Regions from separate parts of the Homo sapiens genome. Here region 1 is linked to region 2. A link is a loop called in an ENCODE intact Hi-C map of the cell type or tissue named here. Cell type or tissue: Panc1. All regions are shown on one strand. Each heading gives the region's core, and the rest is flanking DNA. Links, peaks and the distances in the headings are about the cores only. Region 1 holds the start of CD24 (CD24 molecule). Region 2 has its middle 15 kb from the start of ATG5.

Evidence for each region. Hi-C counts contacts between places; a loop is a spot of excess contacts. Peaks named below come from ENCODE experiments on the same cell type or tissue, not always from the same donor. Only the 100,000 strongest peaks of a DNase experiment are listed, where the experiment ranks them.
Region 1: a loop joins it to region 2, with 4 times the contacts of the local background. A loop is called at or near these places in 66 of 110 quality-filtered maps.

What each region holds. Positions count from the first base shown.
Region 1 is chr6:106,973,535-106,984,122 of GRCh38, forward strand. It overlaps CD24 (CD24 molecule), which reads right to left and starts at 1,195. Exons shown (of 2, transcript NM_001359084.1): 1 at 1,044-1,195. The coding sequence starts at 1,112. RefSeq lists silencers at 1,547-1,696, 1,737-1,956. In Panc1, for the core only: a CTCF peak has its summit at 6,070 (motif pointing left); a DNase peak (open chromatin) is centred at 6,057; H3K27me3 peaks cover 191 bases.
Region 2 is chr6:106,335,240-106,346,132 of GRCh38, forward strand. No RefSeq gene overlaps it. Among named protein-coding and RNA genes, the nearest start is that of ATG5, 15 kb to the left of the region's middle. In Panc1, for the core only: CTCF peaks have their summits at 4,268 (motif pointing right) and 4,493; a DNase peak (open chromatin) is centred at 4,282; H3K4me3 peaks cover 256 bases.

The DNA of each region.
Region 1 (10,588 bases), core at 4,903-7,402, 640 kb after region 2:
TCTGGGGACGGAGGACGCAGCGCGCCCAACTTTGGGGGAGAAGCCCCAGTGACAGTCCTCGATTAACCCCAATCGAAGGCGCTGGAGAGCCGTCACTCCCATCCTCCAAACCCGAACTGACCCAAACAAACGTACCTTCTTCGCCCCCGCCCCCGCTAGGGTCTCCCAGGCCCAGCCCCCGGTCTCTCTCGCCGGCGCGGTGCATCCATACACCCTCGAGGCAGCGCTGCGCGGCCCCGGGTACCCGCACCCGGGGCGAGGTTCCCCGGATGGAGGATCTAGGGAGACCGCGCTGGTAGCGGCGACCCGAACAAAGCCTGGCGGGGACTCGGGACAGAATCGTCCCACCATGCTGCCTCCCCAGAACTAGCCAATCTGGGCTAAAATAACATGGGGATCCTAAGATGACAAGCGATGGACGTGAAAGGTTGCCTCGCAGAGAGCGCAGCGTCAGGAGAGGGTCCCCGCCTCGGCTTCAGCCCGGAACCGGGGTTTGTTTAAAAAGGGCCAGATAGCCGTAGCTTCTCCGGGATACCCAATCCAACTCCGAGGGTGGAGGATGGGCGTGAGCCGCCCTCCCCGAAAGGGACCGTCGCCTCTCTTTGTGTAGAGCGCGGGGAGCGCGAAGACATTCCTAGGGGAAAGCGAGTCCTCAGGGACCCAGGGACAACGTCCCCAGGGAGCCCGAGCTCTCCAGGCGCTAATCCCTGCAGGCACCTCGGGCCTCTGGGTGAAAGTGGGAAGTAGTCACCTGGCTGCCTGGGAAGGGACAGCGTGGAACCTGGGGTGGGGCAGGGTCCTCTCAGCCCGCACGCGGAGCTGCATTGTTCCCAGGGCCGTGGGAGGAGGGGGGGCAGCACGCAAGGGAATGGAAAAATGGGGTCCACATGGCCCTCTCCCCTGGTCAGCTAAGCAAGATTCTCTCCCGGTCCCTGTCCGTGGCCCGAGGCAGGAGCGCAGGACGGTCCCCCGGGACCGGGTCCATCTCCCCTGCCCCCACCCCGGGAACGGCCCTCGAGCCCCGCCGGGCGCCAGGGCCTCACCTGCGTGGGTAGGAGCAGTGCCAGCAGCAGCAGCCCCAGCCCGAGCCTGGCCACCATTGCTCTGCCCATGTCCCCTCCGTCGGTGCGCGGCGCGTCTAGCAGGATGCTGGGTGCTTGGAGAACCGCTGGCTCCGGGCGGGCGCAGGCAAGGTGGGGAGCGCGGCGAGCCGGCGAGACCTTATATACCAGGAAAGCCACAATAGCCGTGACGTGGCGCCGCCCGCCCACCCCGGCTCCCCTCCGCCGCCGCCCGCCGCCTCCCCGCCTTCCCCGCCCCGCTCCGGGTTCCCCAGCGCCCCCGCCGCCGCCGCCACTGCCACCGCCGCTCCGGCCCTCGCGGGCCGGGAGCCCCCCGGGCGGGCGCCGCTGCAGGTGGGCGGGCGCCGCCGGCTGCTGGTACCCGGCTGGTATCCCCGCGCCGGCTGCGGGCTGCGGGCAGGCTGGCACAGGCGCCCAGCGCCTCCGGCACAGGACCCGGGGCACACACGCGAGCCACACACGCCGCGCTGGGGGCCGGGCCCAAGTTTCCTTTGTTTCCCGGGACCTGCCATCTTACCCCCCAAAAGAAAAGTCCGCGCCTCCGCTGCGGCGGGGTAGCCGCCTGTCCTGGAGCAAGTGCATTGCCACTCAGACTGCAAAATGCGCCCCGGGGACCCGAGAGGGGCTGCGAATTCCAGTGCGACCGCGTGGGGGGCGGGCGCCGGGACCCCTCGGGCAGGGTTATCTCTCGGCCCGCCGCAGAGGAAAGGGGAACGCGGCGGGCGTGGCGCGGACGCGGGCCGGACGCTCACCCTGGCCGACGGGACCCGGGCGCCGCCTAGCGCGAACCCTTCCCGGCTGGTCGGCGCTCCTCGCAGGCGGTGTCCGGGTCCGGAGCGATCTGCGCGCTCGGCCCCGCGGCCGCGCCCTCCCCGAAGCCCTTGCTTTGTTCTGTGAGCGCCTCGTGTCAGCCAGGCGCAGTGAGCTCACGGGGGCGTCCCGGGTCCGCATCTTCCCAGGAGCTGGGGAGCCGCTCGCTGGGCGCAGACCCGCTGCCTGACGCTGCAAACTACAGGGTTTCGGTCCCCCGCGCTCCTGCCTGCGGCGGGCGAGGAGGAGACGGCCCACCCTGAGGGGACCCCCTCCGCGGCCCTGAAGCCCCCACCGCCCTCCCCGAGCGGCTCTGCTCCCAGGTTCTACTCGGGGGCAGGAACCTCCCCTCCTGGCGGTCCCACTACAATTCACCGTCCCTCTCGAATTCCTGGGGATACACTTTTTCGGTCTCTGTTGCCCGTCATTCGTTTAAAGAGCAGAACCGTTCGAGATAAAGGCATTTACTTATCCGTAGTTGCCATTAGGCAATTTAATGAACCGGCACAAAGAGGAGATTCGTCATCACTCTTTAGATTTTGGTGGAATACTTTTTTCCTATCCATCTTATTGTGAAAACTTTCAAGCATACAACAAAAGTTGAAGTAATTTTACTGGTGGAGTATTTTGAGTTTAAATTTTAATTGCAAGACTTAATCTTTTTATTGAAGGTTTAGCCCAAGTGTTTTTCAGTCTTTAAAGCAAACAGCAGAGACCAAACCTAGTATGGTTGTAAATTTGTTTAAATTTCAGTTTTGCAGAACACTCTCGTTAGTATTTTTGGTTCAATTTTTAATTGCAAGACTTAATACTTTTATTTAAGGTTTAGCCCAAGCATTTTTCGGTCTTTAAAGTAAACCACAGAGTAGTAAGATTCTAAATTTGTCTAAATTTCACTTTTGCGTGGCAGTCTCATTAAAACAAAGTAAGTTTCAGGGAAGCAAAGTGACAATGAAATCTGCAGTAGGTTTGTTGACTGAATAGTGACTGAATTGGTTTGTGCCTTCAAGGTCAGTCACTTTAGCTCAGTAACTTTCCAAGCACGTTTAAGATGTGCTTGGGAACACAAGAATTTCTGTCGAGCACCAGTGGACTTTCCTGTTTAACAGTGTACCACATTATATAGAAATACTTTGGCCGGGCGTGGTGGCTCACACCTATAATCCCAGCACTTTAGGAGGCTGAGGAGGGCTGATCACCTGAGGTCAGGAGTTCCAGACCAACCTGACCAACATGGTGAAACCTAAAATCTAGTCTCTACTAAAATTTAGTCTCTACTAAAAATCCAAAATTAGCCATGCATGGTTGCTCATACCTGTAATCCCAGCTACTTGGGAGGCTGAGGCAGGAGAATAGCTTGAACCTGAGAGGTGGAGGTTGCAGTGAGCAGAGATCAGGCCATTGCATTCCAGCCTGGGCAACAAGAGCAAAACTCTGTCTCAAAAAAAAAAGAAAAAAGAAATAGTCTGGCCCAGCTTCTCCATTCCTTTTCCGGGTGAAAAAAATGGACTGTTTGTGACTCAGGAGTGCCGGGTTCCAAGGCAAGGAACATACTATGTCCTCCACAAGCTGCTTGTTGAACTAACTGGTGGTATTCCTAGGATAAGACAGCCTCTAAAGACAGACTGCCAGAGTTCAAACCGTGGCTCTGCTAATTTTGCTGGAGACAAAAAGCCTCAGTTCCTTCATCTATAAAATGGAGATAATAACATCATTACTAATTAGTTATTAAAGAGTTATTGTATATATAAGTGTTAGAATACTGCCTGCCTCAGAGTAGTAGCTCTCACTTAATATTTGCTCTTCCACTGAAGGTGCCAGCAACCAGAAGGTAATTACCTTCTCTGCCACTGTGTGATACGTGAAAGAATATCAGTCTCCAAATAATTCCCAAAACTGGCAAGGCACTCAGAATCTGTGCTTTGTGAACCATTTCATCACCAGCTAATGAGACTGGATAATTCACGTAGCAAAGCCCTTCACCTCTGCCCAGGAGTTCCCCCTGGGCATCCTACCGGGGGTGTTGCCCAGGACTTTGACAACTGGAGGCCCAACACAGGTAAGATACTTCTCTTTACAGGTCTCCACCCTACCCTTTTCCTGTACAGCTAGAAACTCAAGAAAACTGCCTGATTTTTCCTTTGCAGTTCTTTTGGCTTGTGATTCTTTCTTCCTATTCTTTATCCACTTCTCCTGGTTTTTCATAGTTTGTTTGCTAATAAAACCTGAGCCACGGCTGGGTGCAGTGGCTCACGCCTATAATCCCAGCACTTTGGGAGGCCGAGGCAGGCAGATCACATGGTCAGGAGATCGAGACCATCCTGGCTAACATGATGAAACCCCGTCTCTACTAAAAATACAAAAAATTACCTGGGCATGGTGGCACACGCCTGTAGTCCCAGCTACTCGGGAGGCTGAGGCAGGAGAATCGCTTGAACCCAGAAGGCGGAGGTTGCAGTGACCCAAGATCGTGCCACTGCACTCCAGCCTGGATGACAGAGCAAGACTCTGTCTCAAAAAAAAAAAAAAAAACCTTAGCCAATAATAACTCACGCCACTAACAAATTGAGACTCTTACCAGTTATCCTGAACTTTTTGTTGAGACACATGGCCAATTTCCATTTTATAGAGAAAGTGTGGTATAGAATGATTTTGAAACAGATTGATTGCATAAATTGATGTATGTGTGGAAAGTTATAACTTTCAGTTTTCATAGCTTTCATGAGATAGTATGAAAAACTCCCTCATTTGATGCTGGTTCTCTTCTGAGAATACTGAGGGAGGAGCAATGCTTACAATTTCTTTTCTTTTTTTTTTTTTTTTGGAGACGAAGTCTTGCTCTTGTTTCCCAGGCTGGAGTGCAATGGCACGATCTCGGCTCACTGCAACCTCTGCCTCCCAGGTTCAAGCGATTCTCCTGCCTCAGCCTCCCAAGTAGCTGGGATTACAGGTGCCTGCCACCATGCCTGGCTAATTTTTATATTTTTTTAGTAGAGACAGGGTTTCACCATGTTGACCAGGCTGGTCTCGAACTCCTGGCCTCAGGTGATCCGCCCGCCTCAGTCTCCCAAAGTGCTGGGATTGCATGCATGAGCCACCGTGCCCGGAAAATGCCTACAATTTCTAAGGGCAGACCTGAGACCAGACTGGCATAGCACATAGTGGATTCTGGGGTCAAATATGGATTTGAATCCTGCACCACCACTTTCTCTTTTTTTTTTTTTTTTTTTGTAGACAGGGCCTCACTCCGTCACTCAGGACGGAGTGCAGTGGCTCATTGCAACCTTCACTTCCCTGGTTCAAGCCATTCTCCTGTCTTAGCCTCCCGAGAGACTATGTCTTGCCTACCCAATATCCACTGCACCTGGCATGCAATCAGTCCTTGCTGGTTGAATGGACTAATATTAAGGAAACAGGTTAATTTGCTTTTTAAGATAAAATAGTAAATCCTGTTTCTAGAGGAACAGAAGACACAGGGGTTAATTATTTGACATTTTTAGCACTTTTGGCAAAATAGGTATGAAATATAATGTGAATCCAATAAAGGTGTTCCATCTGTGCTTTATAGCACAAATAGTGGCTGGAATAATCAAATATTTAATATAAATTCTGTTCTACAACATGATGCAATTCTTAGTTGTGTTCATAATACTCTTTTTTTTTGAGATGGAGTCTCACTCTGTCGCCCAGGCTGTAGTGCAGTGGCGTGATCTCGGCTCATTGCAACCTTCGCCTTCCAGGTTCAAGTGATTCTCCTGCCTCAGCCTCCTGAGTAGCTGGGACTACAGGCGCGCGCCACTACGCCCGGCTAATTTTTGTATTTTTAGTAGAGACGGGGTTTCACCATGTTGGTCAGGCTGGTCTGGAACTCCTCACCTTGTGATCTGCCCGCCTTGGCCTCCCAAAATGCTGGGATTTGGGTGTGAGCCACCGCGCCCGGCCCTCTTTTCCCTCTTAATTCTGTGCCACCCTGCACTTGGTTGGCATAAATGGAATATTTCCATTTATCCGGGTCTTTCAGTGGAGCTTTGTTCTTCACTGCCAATCATGAGAAGGCAGTGAAGGTACCAAAGTGAGTTTGCATTTCTGACTGATGAGGTCCTAGGTCCAGTAGCTGCAGCATGTTCAATCAGCTGGTGGCGTCCCAGCCGGACTCTCTGTGTGGACGTGCTGCCCCCTGCTGGCCACTGGGACCTTACGCGCTCACTGTCAGGAAAACAAAAACAACTCGTGCTGAATGTAAAAAGCCCTGCATTTTGGAATCCTTATAAAGCTAATAAACCACGATGATTTTCTTTGACTGTTACTTCCTTTTTCCCCCTGTAGAGTCACTCAAATTCTCTTAACCCTCATTGAGACCAGAAAACAAATGTAAAGAGAAAGAATTGTGACTGTTTTCAGATGCAAATTGAATAATAGGATGCTTACCTCTAAGCATCCTGTGGTGTTTGAAATAAAAGAAAGAAGCAACTCTTAATCTCTTTTGCCAGAATTTAAATTTGGTGTCTCCCTTGTATTGGCAAGGATGCAAGAAAAGTCTTTCTCGTCGATGCTGATGGGATTATGGAAAGGAATTTGACATCTCTCAGTATTAAAAATGCACATTCTCCTTATTTTAAGAATTTAACCTGGCCGAGCGCAGTGGCTCATGCCTGTAATCCTAGCACTTTGGGAGGCCGAGGCGGGCAGATCGCCTGAGGTCAGGAGTTTGAGACCAGCCTGGCCAACATGGTGAAACGTTGTCTCTACTAAAAATACAAAAATTAGCCAGGCATGGTGGCACATGCCTGTAATCCCAGCTACTTGGGAGGCTGAGACAGGAGAATTGCTTGAACCCAGGAGGCAGAGGTTGCAGTGGACCGAGATCATGCCACTGCACTCCAGCCTGGGTGACAAAAAAAAAAAAAGAATTTAACCTACAGATAAATTTCTACAAATGCAGAATAATGTATGTTCAGGGATTTGTTGCAGCACTGTCATATCATGAAATATTATGAAGTCATTAAAAAGAGTAAAGGAACATAATCTATCCTACAGGGGAAAATCCAAGATAAATTCTTAAGTGAAAAAAGCAAGATACATAACTGTGTGTACAGCATGGTACTTTGTGTTTAAAAAACCAAAACTGGCCGGGGGTGGCTCACACTTGTAATCCCAGCACTTTGGGCGGCTGAGGCAGAAGGATTACTTGAGCCCAGGAGTTTGAGGCTGCAATGAGCTAAGGTGGTACCACTGCACTCTGGCCTGGGCAAAGAACGAGACCCTGTCTCAAAAAATAAATAAATAATAAATTTTAAGAATAAAAAACAAAAACCTGACAGAGAAAGTATTTCCAAAGAGATACACAAGAAATTGTCTTGGCCACTGAGAAGAGAAACTGGGTGGCCAGGGCACACGAGAATGAGATGCATTTTTCATCACGTTAGCTTGTACCATCACTCATTCACAAATAAAGTAATTTAAATAAGTTAATAAGTCAATATACTCTGTGGCCTTTACCTACCCAACTCCCACAAAGCAAATATGTGCAAAGGAACTCTCTCCAGCCCCCAAGGCCTCAGAATCACCCTCCTCCTCATCAGGAGCCCTCCTCCCATCACTGGCAAGTTCTCAAGCAGAAATTTGATTTTGCCTCAATTCATCCATCTATGACAACTGTGAGACCAAATTCTCTCAGTCCAGATGGCACACACAAAAAATGTTTCAGTAAAAGTGAAGAAAAATGAAGAACCCAGCTGCAGAAAAAATCATGAGAAATCGCTTGGCATCGCATCAGTTTCCACATTTTGTTCTTCCTTCCGGAGCCTCAAGTTATAAAGGCTATGGGGGAGGAAAGCCTCCGGTGGGCAGAGTTTGCCTCAGAGAATGGCCTGAGCTGGGTGGGCTCATCCCATAAGTAGGACCTTTCTAAGAGCCCCCTTCCACCCCTGTGCAGGAGGCAGAGTCCAGGCCTAATTGGGGTAATTAAGTTCTAGCAGAAGCGAAATCCCACTTCTACCTCCTAGAAAAGAGTCTTCAGACCACAAAAGTGCTACATCATTTGCCATTTGCAGGCAGATCCTGAATGATTCTTTGCTGGGAAATAATGAAATTGGAAGAGTGGAAAAGTATATGTATATTTTATACCCATATACTTTTTTTTTTTTTTTTGAGATGGAGTCTCGCTCTGTCATCCAGGTTGGAGTGCGGGGTGCGATCTCAGGTCACTGCAACCTCCGCCTCCCAGGTTCAAGCAATTCTCCTGCCTCAGCCTACCGAGTAGCTGGGACTACAGGCGTGTGCCACCATCACACCTGGCTAATTTTTTTTGTATTTTTAGTAGAGACGAGGTTTCACCGTGTTAGCCAGGATGGTCTCGAACGCCTGACCTCATGATCTGCCCGCCTCGGCCTCCCAAAGTGCTGGGATTACAGGCGTGAGCCACCGCGCCCAGCCTCACAATGGTATACTTAATGAAATGTTACATTGAACTTGAAACAGGGATCACATTTTCAGACTTCGTGAAATCCTTTCTAAATCTGTTAACATACTTTTTCCAAGATTCCACTCAATAATATCTAAAGCAGATGCTGGCTGACATCTTATTCAATATAGTTTTAAGATGTCACTCTGAGGAAAAAGTATTCTGTAATAGTCAGCCAATAAAAGGAGAACATATGAATTTAATTAGCTCGGTTGAATAAGGACTTCTCTGTTGTGAACCATATATTTGTATGTAGATCTCAGAGTTAAAAAAGAAACAACTTGGCCAGGCATGGTGACTCACGCCTCTAATCCCAGCGCTTTGGGAGGCCAAGGCAAGGAGGAGCACTGGAAGCCAGGAGTTTGAGACCAGCCTTGGGAATATAGCAAGACCCTGTCTCCACTTTTAAAAAAGAAAAAACTTTCTCTCAATATTCTTTGTTGTTGTTGTTGTTGTTGTTTGAGGTGTCTCGCTCTGTCTCCCAGGCTGGAGTGCAATGGCACCATCTCAGCTCACTGCAACCTCTGCCTCCCAGGCTGGAGTGCAATGGCACCATCTCAGCTCACTGCAACCTCTGCCTCCCAGGCTGGAGTGCAATGGCACCATCTCAGCTCACTGCAACCTCTGCCTCCCAGGCTGGAGTGCAATGGCACCATCTCAGCTCACTGCAACCTCTGCCTCCCAGGCTGGAGTGCAATGGCACCATCTCAGCTCACTGCAACCTCTGCCTCCCAGGTTCAAGCAATTCTCCTGCCTCAGCCTCCCAAGTAGCTGGGACTACAGGCACCTGCCACCACACCCGACTAATTTTTTTGTATTTTTAGTAGAGACAGGGTTTCGCCATGTTGGCCAGGCTGGTCTCGAACTCCTGACCTCAGGTGATCGACCTGCCTCTGCCTCCTAAAGTGCTGGGATTACAGGCGTAAGCCACCATGCCCAGCCTTCAATGTTCTTTTGTATATTTTTTCTTGTTCATATTATAAAAGTAATACACGTGCAGTATAGAAAAATTTGGGCTGGGTGTGGTGGCTTGCACCTGTAATCCCAGCACTTTGTGGGGCCAAGGCAGGAGGACTTCTTGAGCCTGGGAGTTCAAGACCAGCCTGGGCAACATAAGGAGGCCCTATCTCTACGAAAAAATTTTAAAAATAGCTGGGTTGGTCCCACATGCCTGTAGTTGGGAGGCTGAGGCAGGAGGATCACTTGAGCACAGGATGTCGAGGCTGCAGTGAGCCATGATTGTGCCACAGCACTCCAGCTTGCTTGGACTCCAGCCTGGGTGACAGAGAGAGACCCTGTCTCGACAGAAAAAGAAAAAAAAATTTTTTTTGGAAAATGCAGAAAAGCATAATAAAAATATTAAAATAAAAATATTAAAATTACCCATAGCCAGGTCGGGGGTGGTAGCTTATGCCTGTAATTCTAACACTTTGGGATGCCAAGGTGGGAGGATTTTTTAAGCCCAGGGGTTCAAGACCAGCCTGGGCAACATAGCAAGACCCCCATCTCGAGTGAAATAAATAAATAAATAAGGATAAATTTTTAAAAAATAAAATTACCCATAGCCCACTAATCAGAGGCAATCACTAATAACATTTTAAAATATATTCTTTTCACATATATGTAGAGAAAGAGAGTTTGCTTGTTTATTTGTTTTGCTGAAGTAGGAGCAAATGTACGTGAAGTTTTCTTATTTATTTATTATTTTATTTTATTTTTTTGAGACAGGGTCTCACTTTGTCACCCAGGCTGAAGTGCAGTGGTGTGATCTCAGCTCACCGCAGCCTCAGCCTCCTGGGTTCAAGCTATCCTCCTGCCTCAGCCCCCCAGGTAGCTGGGACTACAGGTGCACACTACCGCACCCAGCTAATTTTTTTTGTTTGTTGGTTTGTTTGTAGAGACAGGGTTTCACCGTGTTGCTCAGGCTGGTCTTGAACTCCTGAGCTCAAGCGATCTGAGCGATCTGCCTGCCTTGGCCCCCCAAAGTACTGAGCTTACAGACATGAGCCACCAAGGCAGGCCCATAAAGTTTTCTATCTTGCTTTTTTTTTTTTACATAATAGAAAACATTTAAAAAATTAATCACAAAATTCATGGTCACATTCCTACAAAGTTAACGAAATATCTGGGTTGGCTTATGCAGGTGGTCAGCCAGAATTTCTGCAATGTCCAGATCCAACCAGGTCCTGGCTCCAGTTTGAGGCCCCTGGTGGCATTTATCTCCACCACCTAT
Region 2 (10,893 bases), core at 2,993-5,492:
GCCAGCAAGGCCAGCCAACAGCACCCTCAATGAGGTAAAGATAGGCCAGGTGCGGTGGCTCACGCATGTAATTCCAGCACTTTGGGAGGCCCAGGCAGGTGGATCACATGAGGTCAGGAGTTTGAGAGCAGCCTGGCCAACATGGCAAAACCCTGTCTCTACAAATAAACAAATTAGCTGGGCATTGTGGTGTGTGCCTGTAATCCCAGCTACTCAGGAGGCTGAGGTAGGAGAATTGCTTGAACCCTGGAGGCAGAGGTTGCAGTAAGCTGAGATCGCATCACTGGACTCCAGCCTGGGCAACAGAGCTAGACTCTGCTAAAAAAAAAAAAAAAAAAAAAAAAAAAAAAAAAAAAAAAAAAAAAAAAAAAAAGATGTAAAGATAGTGTTTCCCAGTAGGAAACATCTGGTTATTGTAAAAGATCTTGTGAAATCCTAAAAACGTTCTCACAACAAAATTATTTTAATTTCCAAAAAAAAAAGGCTTCTAAACCTTGTGAATATTAACTCACATTCTCTTTTTTTTTTTTTTTTTTTTTTTGAGACAGAGTCTCACTCTGTTGCCCAGGCTGGAGTGCAGTGGCGCGATCTTGGCTCACTGCAAGCTCCACCTCCCAGGTTCATGCCATTCTCCTGCCTCAGCCTCCCAAGTAGCTGGGACTACAGGCGCCCATCACCACGCCCGGCTAATTTTTTTTTGTATTTTTAGTAGAGACGGGGTTTCACTGTGTTAGCCAGGATGGTCTCAAACTCCTGACCTCGTGATCCGCCCTCCTCGGCCTCCCAAAGTGCTGGGATTACAGGCGTGAGCCATCGCGCCCAGCCTCATATTCTCTTTCAAATCCATCCCCTTTCCCTCACATTCTCTCATTGGTTTGATTTGGATCATCGGCTTGTGCAGCAGAGCAGAGTGGTTGAGATATGAACTCTTAAATTCTTGCTCTGACATCTATTACCTATATGGCCACAGACAAATGAGTTAACCAGGACTGGCTACATAATTTCTGATGCCCAGGGCAAAATGAAAACGAGGGCCCTTTGTTTAAAAATTAAGAATCTCAAGATGGAGACAGCAGAGCATGAAAGCCGGTGCCAGGCCTTGTGCAACTGAACAGGTCGCATGCACAAGAACTTAGCTCTTATGTAACTTTTCCAAGCCTCCACTTTTCCATTTTCCTCAAGCTAAAATAAGGAAAATGATAGCACCTGCCTCGTGGACTTGTGAGGATTAAGTGAAATGATGCACATAAAACGTTTATCGCAGTGCTTGGCACATAGTAAGCTCTCAATAAATAGGAGCTGCTGTTTTTATGTCCTTCACTAGACTGTATGCCTCTCCTCCCCTGTGCCAATCCATTTTACAACCTGCTGCCAGAGTAATCTTCTTTAGCACAGTTCTGATTATGCCCCTGCCCTATTTTTATAAAAACTAAATCTTCACTGCCTACAGAACAAAATCCAAATCTAACCCGAATCCACTTTTCCAGCTCCTCTCTCGTCAGCTGTCTGGCTCCCTGGTCTCTCTCTGAGCTCGGTCCTCACATCCCTGTGCCTTTGCTTACCATGTTCATTCTGCTAGAAATGTCCTTTCCCCAGGGCTGGGGGGAAATATACAGGGATCTAAGTCACAGATCTGCCTTGGAATTGCTTACAACCTAAACTGGGAAACAGAGCATTATACAAGAGATGTAGCAAAGCACAAGGCAGGAGTGGTCAAGGGAAAAAGTGTCATAAAAGCTCAGAAGGAGCAAAAGTCTTGACTAAAATGGCACTTTTAAAAAAGCATTTCTTTTCATAGTTTTTAAATGGTTACTATATTATATATAGGCTATATGTTGTATGTATCAAAACCCATCGCTCCATAGATTCTTTACAAAAATATGATTCACACTTTTAAGTTTTTACACAATAAACTTGAAAGAGGGGGCAACATGTTTTTTTTTTTATTAATAAACTTCATTTTTTTAAGGCAGTTTTAGGTCCACAGCAAAATAGAACAAAAAGTAGAGAGAGTTCCCATATATCCTCTATATCCCCCCACCCACACGCACACAACCACCCCCACAATTGACATTCTGCACCAGAATGGTACATTTACTACAATCAATGAAACTGCGTTTACACAAAATTATCACCTGAAGTCCACAGCTTACATTATGGTTCACACTTGGTGTTGTATGTTGCATAGGTTCTCACAAATGTATGACATGTATCCACAATTGTAGTATCATATGGAGGAGTTTCATTGCTTAAGAATCTTCTGTGCTCTGCCTATTTATACCTCTCTCTTTCCTAACTCCTGGCAATCAGTTATCATTTTACTGTCTCCACAGTTTTGTCTTTTCCAGAATGTCATACAGTTGGAATTAGGCATTATATAACCTTTTCAGATTGGTTTCTTTTACATAGTACTATGCATTTAAGTTTCCTCGTGTCTTTTCAGGGTGCAATGTGTTTTTTAAATAAAATATTCTAAAATCTAATTCACATTTAATTATAGAGTGGGACATTTAGATGATTTCTCTTTTTACTTTAAAACGTACTAATTAAAATTTAATAGACACTTTTATCAACAACTGTTACGCTGAGGATCTTTCTGTGGGATAATTTGCCTACATATATTAATTGTTAGAATTGGCAGAGATAAGTTTCTAAAGGCTGTCTTTGAATGTTAAGGACGAGCAGCATTTTTTTTATGTTTATTTTTTTTTCTTGAGACAGGGTATCACTCTGTCACCCAGGCTGCAGTGCAGTGGCGTAATTATGGCTTACTGCAGCTTCAACCTCCTGGACTCAAGCCATCCTCCTGTCTCAGCCTCCCAAAGTGCTGAGATTACAGGTGTGAGCCACCACACCCAGCCAAATCTACTCTTTTTTCAATGGGATTCTTTCATGCTCTACTTGTCACACACTTCTATCCACCATTTATGCACCCTTATTTTGTTTACTGCCTTATTCTAGGCAGTTTTCTTACATTCTTTTCATCCACTGACTATAACATGAAGTTTCTGTATTACTGAAAGAGAGATACAAGTAAAGTATCATTTTCTCCACACTCCAACCCCTACCCAGCAATTTAAAGTGATTAGTGTTCTCATGGAACAGTGTGTCCATTAATTCAATTGGCTTTTTGATGCAAGGCTGTGCAAAATACTCAGGATACTAAGGTACATCAGAAATAATTTCTGCCTTCAGGGAACTCACATTCCAGTGTGGGAGAGAACTGACAAGCAAACAAAGGACCGCAGCAGTCCCTCACAGGCTGTAATTAAACTACATACAACTGCCATCAGAATCTAGCTTCAAGAATAACTAGCAGCAACATGTAAGATAAACCTTAGAAGTTAAATGAATATAACAGGTAGACAAGGAAGGAAAGGGCTTTTAAGCCAGGGCTGTAACCAAGGGGTTCATGGTTCCAATTCAAGGATTTGAAGATTTGGTTGGGAAAATAGTTTCATCTTTATTTTCAGTAACCTCCAGTTCGAAATTTAGCATTTCCTTCCATTATAAATTCAGGCCACAAACTGGAGTAGTATTGGCAATATTTGTAACTTGTCACCAATAGAATCACAGATATATTCAACTCACATTGCAGTTGATTCAGATCCTTGAAATATTTACTATTCACTACTTTGAAATTACAGTAGTTACAAGGCTCACTGTAAGACCTTATTATTTATTGCATTAACAAGGAAACAATATAACACAACTTTGTGTTCCTAATATTTTGATAACTATATATTAACATATTGGGGTTTCTTTGTAGCAATGTGTATGTTGATGCCTTTAAATACATTATTCTTAGATTTCCCAGACAGTCTAAGATATGCATTGCAAAAGAAAAAAATGAATAATTAAATAAGGTCAAGAATCCTGCTCTAGGCAGAGGGAACAAAATACACAAAGACACGGAAGGTGTAAAATATGAGGATTTGTTCAAAATTAAATCCCCAGTGCTGTCTTTTCTTTATCCTGACTTTAAGTTCTGCCCGCTCCTGTCCTCTTACCCTCTTGCTGCCACTCTTCCAGTTTGGCACAGCTGTCAGTCTTGCCTTCTTCCACTCTATTTTCTTCACTGTCTTCAAAACGGGTCCATGTAAAATGCCACGATGCTTGTGCCGCTGCTACTTAGGTTGAAGGTGGTAAGGAAAGTCTGGCCTGCTTGGCCTTCATCTGATACTCTCCCTCTGTCCCCGAGGCCCCTCTGTGGAGTCTTGGACTCCCTGGGATGCAATCTGAAAGCCTGGAAGAGAAGTGTGGCCTTCAATATCCTCCAGGGGGCGTTCTTTACCTCTCCATCTGCATCTCCTACCCTATGCCTCCCGGAGCTCTGAGTCTCTCGCCACAATGAATCACTTTTTAGTCTTCAAAAAGCTCACCCTTCTGGTACAACCTTATGCCCTCTTTTGCCTCCAATAAACAGGCTACTTCTTCTGCCTGGGACAATACCTCTCACCACCCCTTTTTCCTGATTAATTCCTACTTAGCTGTTAGATGTCACTTTAGAGGTTTCTTCCGGGAAGCTCTCTCTACTTCCCCCAAGAATATCGCCTTATTATGTGCTGTCTTAACAGTATTTACCTTCATTTTATCATTGAATAGTAATAGACTTTTGCTGGTCTGTGTCCCACAGAATGCTGCACTGTCTTTTCTGGTTGGCACTGAGCCATTCATTACTCACTGTTTAATTCCCCACATTGTAACTGACATATAGCAGGCATTCAGTGGTTTTACCGGTGAGATGAATGAAGCTGGAATTATTGTCCAACCTTACATCAAGAGAAGGATCAGAAGCCAAGGAAAGGAATTTGGACTTCATCTTCCAGACCTCTAGGTTTTTCAAACTATTAGTTATAATCTGTTACTAGATTGTAAGATTAATTTAGTGGTTTGCAATAATTTCTTGTGTTAAATAAAATTTTGTAGAACAGAACAGAATAGAATAACATAGAAAATATCAAAGTGCATCACAAGTAGCAGGAGTAAGTTTGTTTCATAAAACTTTTACTTTAGTTATATATATTATGCATACACGTGCATATCTTGAATAAGAATGTGTTTATTGAGTCCTGATGTGGAATGTTTTTATTCCAGTGGGTCATGTTAAAAAGGTTCTAAAGACACTGTAACCAGAGGGGATCCACGGAAAGTCTCAATCAAAGGCATGATATGACCAGATGTGTGGTTTTGGAAGTTTTCTCAGACCGTAGTGAGTGTTTGTTTGTTTAATAGACAGGGTCTTGTTCTGTCACCCAGGCTGGAGTGCAGTGGTGCGATCATAGCTCACTGTAGCCTTGGACTCAAATGATCCTCCTGCCTCAGGCTCCTGAGGCAGCAAGCCTCCCTGAAAGCACCAAGGATTTTTAGGGCATAAAATGACTATGCATGATACTAGAATGGTAGATACATGTCATTAGAAATTTATCCAAACCCCTAGACTGTACGACACCAAGAATGAACCCTGTAGTAAGCTATGGACACTGCATGATAGATGTGTAAATGCAGGTTCATCGATTGTAACCTACAGGCCTTATTTATGTAGTTAGGACTGTCCCAGATAGCTGTGACTACAGGCCCAAACCAGCACACCCAGCTAACATAAAGTGTGTTTTGACTGGCGATGTCTCTGGAGGCAATGGGAGCAATTGAAAAACTACCACAGTCAACTGGGAAATGATGACAAAGGCAAGGCAGTGGGATGAAGAAGAGGGTGGAAAGAAGAAATGTTCAAGAGGAATAATCAAGGACTTTAGTGACTGATTGGGTGAGTTTGTGAGGGCGGCTGAGGTGTTAGTGTTCAGGCTGTTAACCAAGACCAATGCCAAAACGAGATTACCCACTAGCAACACCAAACGCCTGCAAGGATGTGAGCAACAGGAAGTCTCATTCATTGCTGGTGGGAATGCAAAATGGTACAGCCACTTTGGAACACAATTTGGTGGCTTCTTACAAAACTAAACACAATCTTCCCATCTGATCCTGCAATTGGGCTCCTTGGTATTTACACAAAGGAGTTGAAAACTTGTGTTCATACAAAAACTTCTATCCATATGGATGTTTGTAGAAGCTTTATTCACAAATACCAAAACTTGGAGGCAACCAAGATATCCTTCAGTGGGTGAACGGATAAACTATGGTACATACAGACAAATAGAATATTATTCATCACTAAAAAGAAATGTGCCATCAAGTCATGAAAAGACATTTAATGAAACTTAAATGTATGTTGCTAAGTGAAAAAAGCCAGCCCAAAAAGGCTACATACTGTATGGTCCCAACTACACAACATTCTGGAAATGGTAAAACTATAAAGACACTTAAAAGACAAGTGATTGCCCTGTGTGGTGGCTCACGCCTGTAATCCCAGTACTTTGGGAGGCTGAAGCTGTTGGATCTCCTGAGGTTGGGAGTTCAAGACCAGGCTGGCCAATGTGGCAAAACTCTGTCTCTACTAAAAATACTAAAATTATCTGGGTGTGGTGGTGGGCACCTGTAATCCCAGCTACATAGGAGGCTGAGGCCAGAGAATCACTTGAATCTGGGTGGCAGAGGTTGCAGTAAGCTGAGATCACATGGCTGCACTCCAGCCTGGGCAACACAGTGAGACTCCATCTCAAAAAAAAAAAAAAATCAGGGGTTGAAGGGAGGGAGGGATGAACAGGCAAAGCACCAGTGACTCTTAGGGCAGTGAAACTACTCTGCATGACACTAGAATGGTGGATATATGTCATTATAAGTTATCCAAACCCCTAGACTGTACAACATCAAGAGTGAACCCTATGGTAAGCTATGGGCACTGTGTGATAATGATGTGTAAATGTAGGTTCATCAGTTGTAAACTACAGGCCTTATTTATGTAGTGAGGACTGTCTAAAATTAGCCCATGAATCACTGTCTCTAAGCATTGTTGTTTGCTGAAGTATTAATATTAATGATACAAAGAAATTATAAAACTGATAAGAAGAAAATTTTTAGCATGTGTTCCCTAGAGCTCAAAGTTGGTTAATGTCACTCTGGTGGGCAATGTTGTTAGTGGGGGGCTATACCTGTGTGGGGGCAGAGGATATATGGGAAGTCTCTGTACCTTCTATTCAAATTTCTTATGACCCTAAGAATGCTCTAGAAAAACTAAGTCTAAAAAAAAAAAAAAAAGAAAAAAGAAAAACTAAGTCTATTAAAAAGGTGGGGGATTACCTGCAAAGTATCCTTATGGAATTTTATGGTAACATCTAAAGAGATCTAGAGTTTGAGGGAGCAGTCTAGACTGGAGGCATTTTCTTAAGAAGACATTTATCACTCATGTTAGTCTGGGTCCTCCCAGAAGCAGACTCCAGGACAGGATTAAATTTACAAATATTTCTCTAGGAGAAGTCTCTGTGATAGAAAATGTAGGGGGGTCAGGCATGGTGGCTCACGCCTGTAATCCTAGCACTTTGAGAGGCTGAGGCAGAAGGATCGCTTGAGCCCAGGAGTTTGAGACTGGCCCAGGGAACATGGGGACATCCCTGAAAAAAAAAAAAAAAAAAGAAGGCCAGGCTCTGTGGCTCAAGCCTGTAATCCCAGCACTTTGGGAGGTGGAGGCGGGCGGATCAACTGACGTCAGGAGTTCAAGACCAGCCTGACCAGTATGGTGAAAACCTGCCTCTACTAAAAATACAAAAATTAGCCGGGCATGGCGGCACATGCTGTAATCCCAGCTACTCAGGAGGCTGAGGCAGGAGAATCACTTGAACTCCGGGGGGCTGAGGTTGCAATGACCCAAGATCACACCATTGCACTCCAGCTTGGGCAACAGAGCAAGACTTGGTCTCAAAAAAAAAAAAGAAAAAGAAAAAGAAAAGGAAAATGTAGGGAGAGAGGAGGGGCTGGGAAAGCCAGCTGTCAGTGGAGCAAAGGAGCAGGTGGATAGAAGCCAGTTTAGCCTAAGGTAGGTGCAACAAGAAATTTTTAGATGTCTCAAGCCAAAGTCATCAGTCAGAGGAGTCCCATGGAATAGGACTGCCCTCTAATCTCCAGCATGCTCAGTCCCTGGGCCCTCAATCAATCACTCTCACTCAGTAAAGATCTGTGAAGTGTATTCTCCTGACCACCACCACACTTTAACAAATACGTCTTATTTTAATATATACACATCAGTGTAAACAAAAGTTCAACACAATAAACTGTTCTTTGCCATCATGAAGTTCTGAGGGGCAGTGCATAGCTTTGCGTCTCTTGGCCACGGTTTCAGACCTTTCCTCTTCCCCTCTAGATGTCTCTGTAGTTCCTGATACTCAAATACCAGCTATTTAGGGATTAACAGATAAACCTATTCTTCATGCATTGCTGCTACATTGCTTTTTTGCCTACATGTCTTAATCTGATACTTCATTTAAAAAGCAGGATGTTTTGACCAGGCGTGGCAGCTCATGCCTGTAATCCCAGTACTTTGGGAGGCCAAGGGAGGTGGAACACCTGAGGTCAGGAGTTCAAGACCACTCTGACCAACATGGCAAAACCCTGTCCCCACTAAAAATACAAAAATTTAGCCAGGTGTGGTGGCATGCGCCTGTAGCCACATTTATTTAACCTTCCTAAGCTTTATTCTTCTCACCTATGAAATGGGGTAACAATAGTTGCAACCCTATAGTATTGTTATAGTAATAAATTATACATATGTTATATATACATAACAAATAAACATCTGTTTATATATGTGCTGTATGTTATATGCATATTTATATTTATATATATATACAATATTACACAGTGCCTGGTGTATGGTAAGCACTCAAAAAATTAACCATAATAATAACTATTGGCTGGGTGTGGTGGCTCATGCCTGTAATCCCAACAGTTTGGGAGGCCAAGCATGGAGGATTGCTTGAGCCCAGGACTTCAAGACCAGCCTGGGCAGCACAGGAAGACTATGTCTCTATTAAAAAAAAATAATAATAAATATTAATAACATCATTGTTTTTACCTCCCTGCTATTAGACTTACTCCCCTTTTTCATGTTAATTAATTAATTAATTAAAGCTTTCCTAAAGTATTTCCTGATCTTTAGGAATCTCTCACATAATTGCTAACATTTTTTTGGCACCCACTTTGGGCACCTTTATAGTATTTGAAATTTGACAGCAGGTGGCAGAAAACTCAACCAAAATTAGATTTTTAGTTGTTGTTCACATTACAAGAAGTCTAGGGCTTGGGTAGTGGCCCCATGGTAGCGTCATTGTTCCAAATGCTTCTTTCTTCCTGCCCTGCAATCCTCTGGGCCATAAGATGGGTTTGGCTTCTTTGGCATAACATTCATGTCTCAGGAAGGAAGACGAAAAGAAGACAGAAAGGATGGAGGCCAAGGACTTCCTCCTCTCAAAGGTTTACCATTCCATTCAAGGAAGCAAATCCTCGCCACAGATGTTCACCCACATCTAACTGGTCGTGATTGTGCCAAATGACTACCTCTATCTGGAAAACAAGCTGGGAAATCAAGTACTTTTAGTTAGAGAGTGTTCTCACCTCAAACAGAATCAGGGTAATGTTTTGAAGAAGGGAGAATGAGTATTGGCAACTAGCCATGTCTGGTACATGAGCTCATTTAATTCTATTTTAAAATGACAGTCTGTCCAAGATCCAGTACTATGGACTTGAATCTAGAATTCCATAATTGAGGTAATGGGTACATCAGAGCCAATGTCAATTAAGTAGGAGGAAATAAATTATACTAGTTTTTAAATTGAATTGATTGATTCATTTACGCAAAACCTCTGGATGCTAAATAAATGTAGCAACTGATGGGCTGCATTATCCCATGCATAAATTACCCATAACTAGCCAGTTAAGCAGTGTTTGAAACTGGCTGCTTATTAAGCCACTTTATTATGCCATTACTACAGTATATGAAATTATATTCTATGTTTCTGAGTAGGGAAAAGAACCCACACAGCTCGTTGCTTATGTGTTACCTATTTTCATTCAACAGTCTCAAATCCTTTTTCAGAACAAAGCAAATATGAATAAACAATCTGGTAACATGTAATTCATACAATTTAATAAGCATTGCAAATGAGAAAGGAGAGTGTTATTTTCATTTCTTCATATAATAATTACATCCTCTCTTGCAAAGCCCTCACTCATCTGGAAGAATTATATAATGTTCTCAATTTACCATAGGTAGTCAATGCTTAGCCTGTGTGGTATGTAGATGTATATCTTAGTTTCAGGACAGGACTGCATCCAAGCAATTTGAATGTGTCAGGTATGAGTGTCGTCCTATAGTTATTTAGGCCAAGCTAGGAAGAAGGCGGAGTAATAGTGGACTAAGGTATGGCCAAGACATAAGACAAAAATAAAATTTACTGTTAGTTTTTATGTATTAGATTAGTAAACTAATAACTAATGATAAAAATTTACAGCAGCAACTTCTTTACTTTATCCCTTAATTATTTGATGTTTCTTAGTCTTAGGTGTCGAACTAGATTTTAACCTCCTGAAGAATGTTTCTGGTCCCACATAAAGCACTTAACACTACCTTGGGCAATGCTTATTGATTAACTGAAAGATGTATTTATTAAAATTTTCAGTGTTAACTCCTAATTGCCAGTAAATTCTCTTTCCTTTTTCTCTTGAAAAAGTAGTAATCAGCCAAGTTCTTTTTTTTTTTCCTTTGAGACTGTGTCTTGCTCTGTTACCTAGGATGGAGTACACTGGCACACTCACGGCTCACTGCAGCCTCAACCTCCTGGGCTCGGGCGATGCTCCCACCTCAGCCTCCCGGGTAGCTGTGACTACAGGCACACACAACCATGCCTGGCTAATTTTTGTAGTTTTTGTAGAGATAGGGTTTCACCATGTTGCCCAGGCTGGTCTTGAACTCCTAACCTCAAGGGATCCACCCGCCTCAGCCTC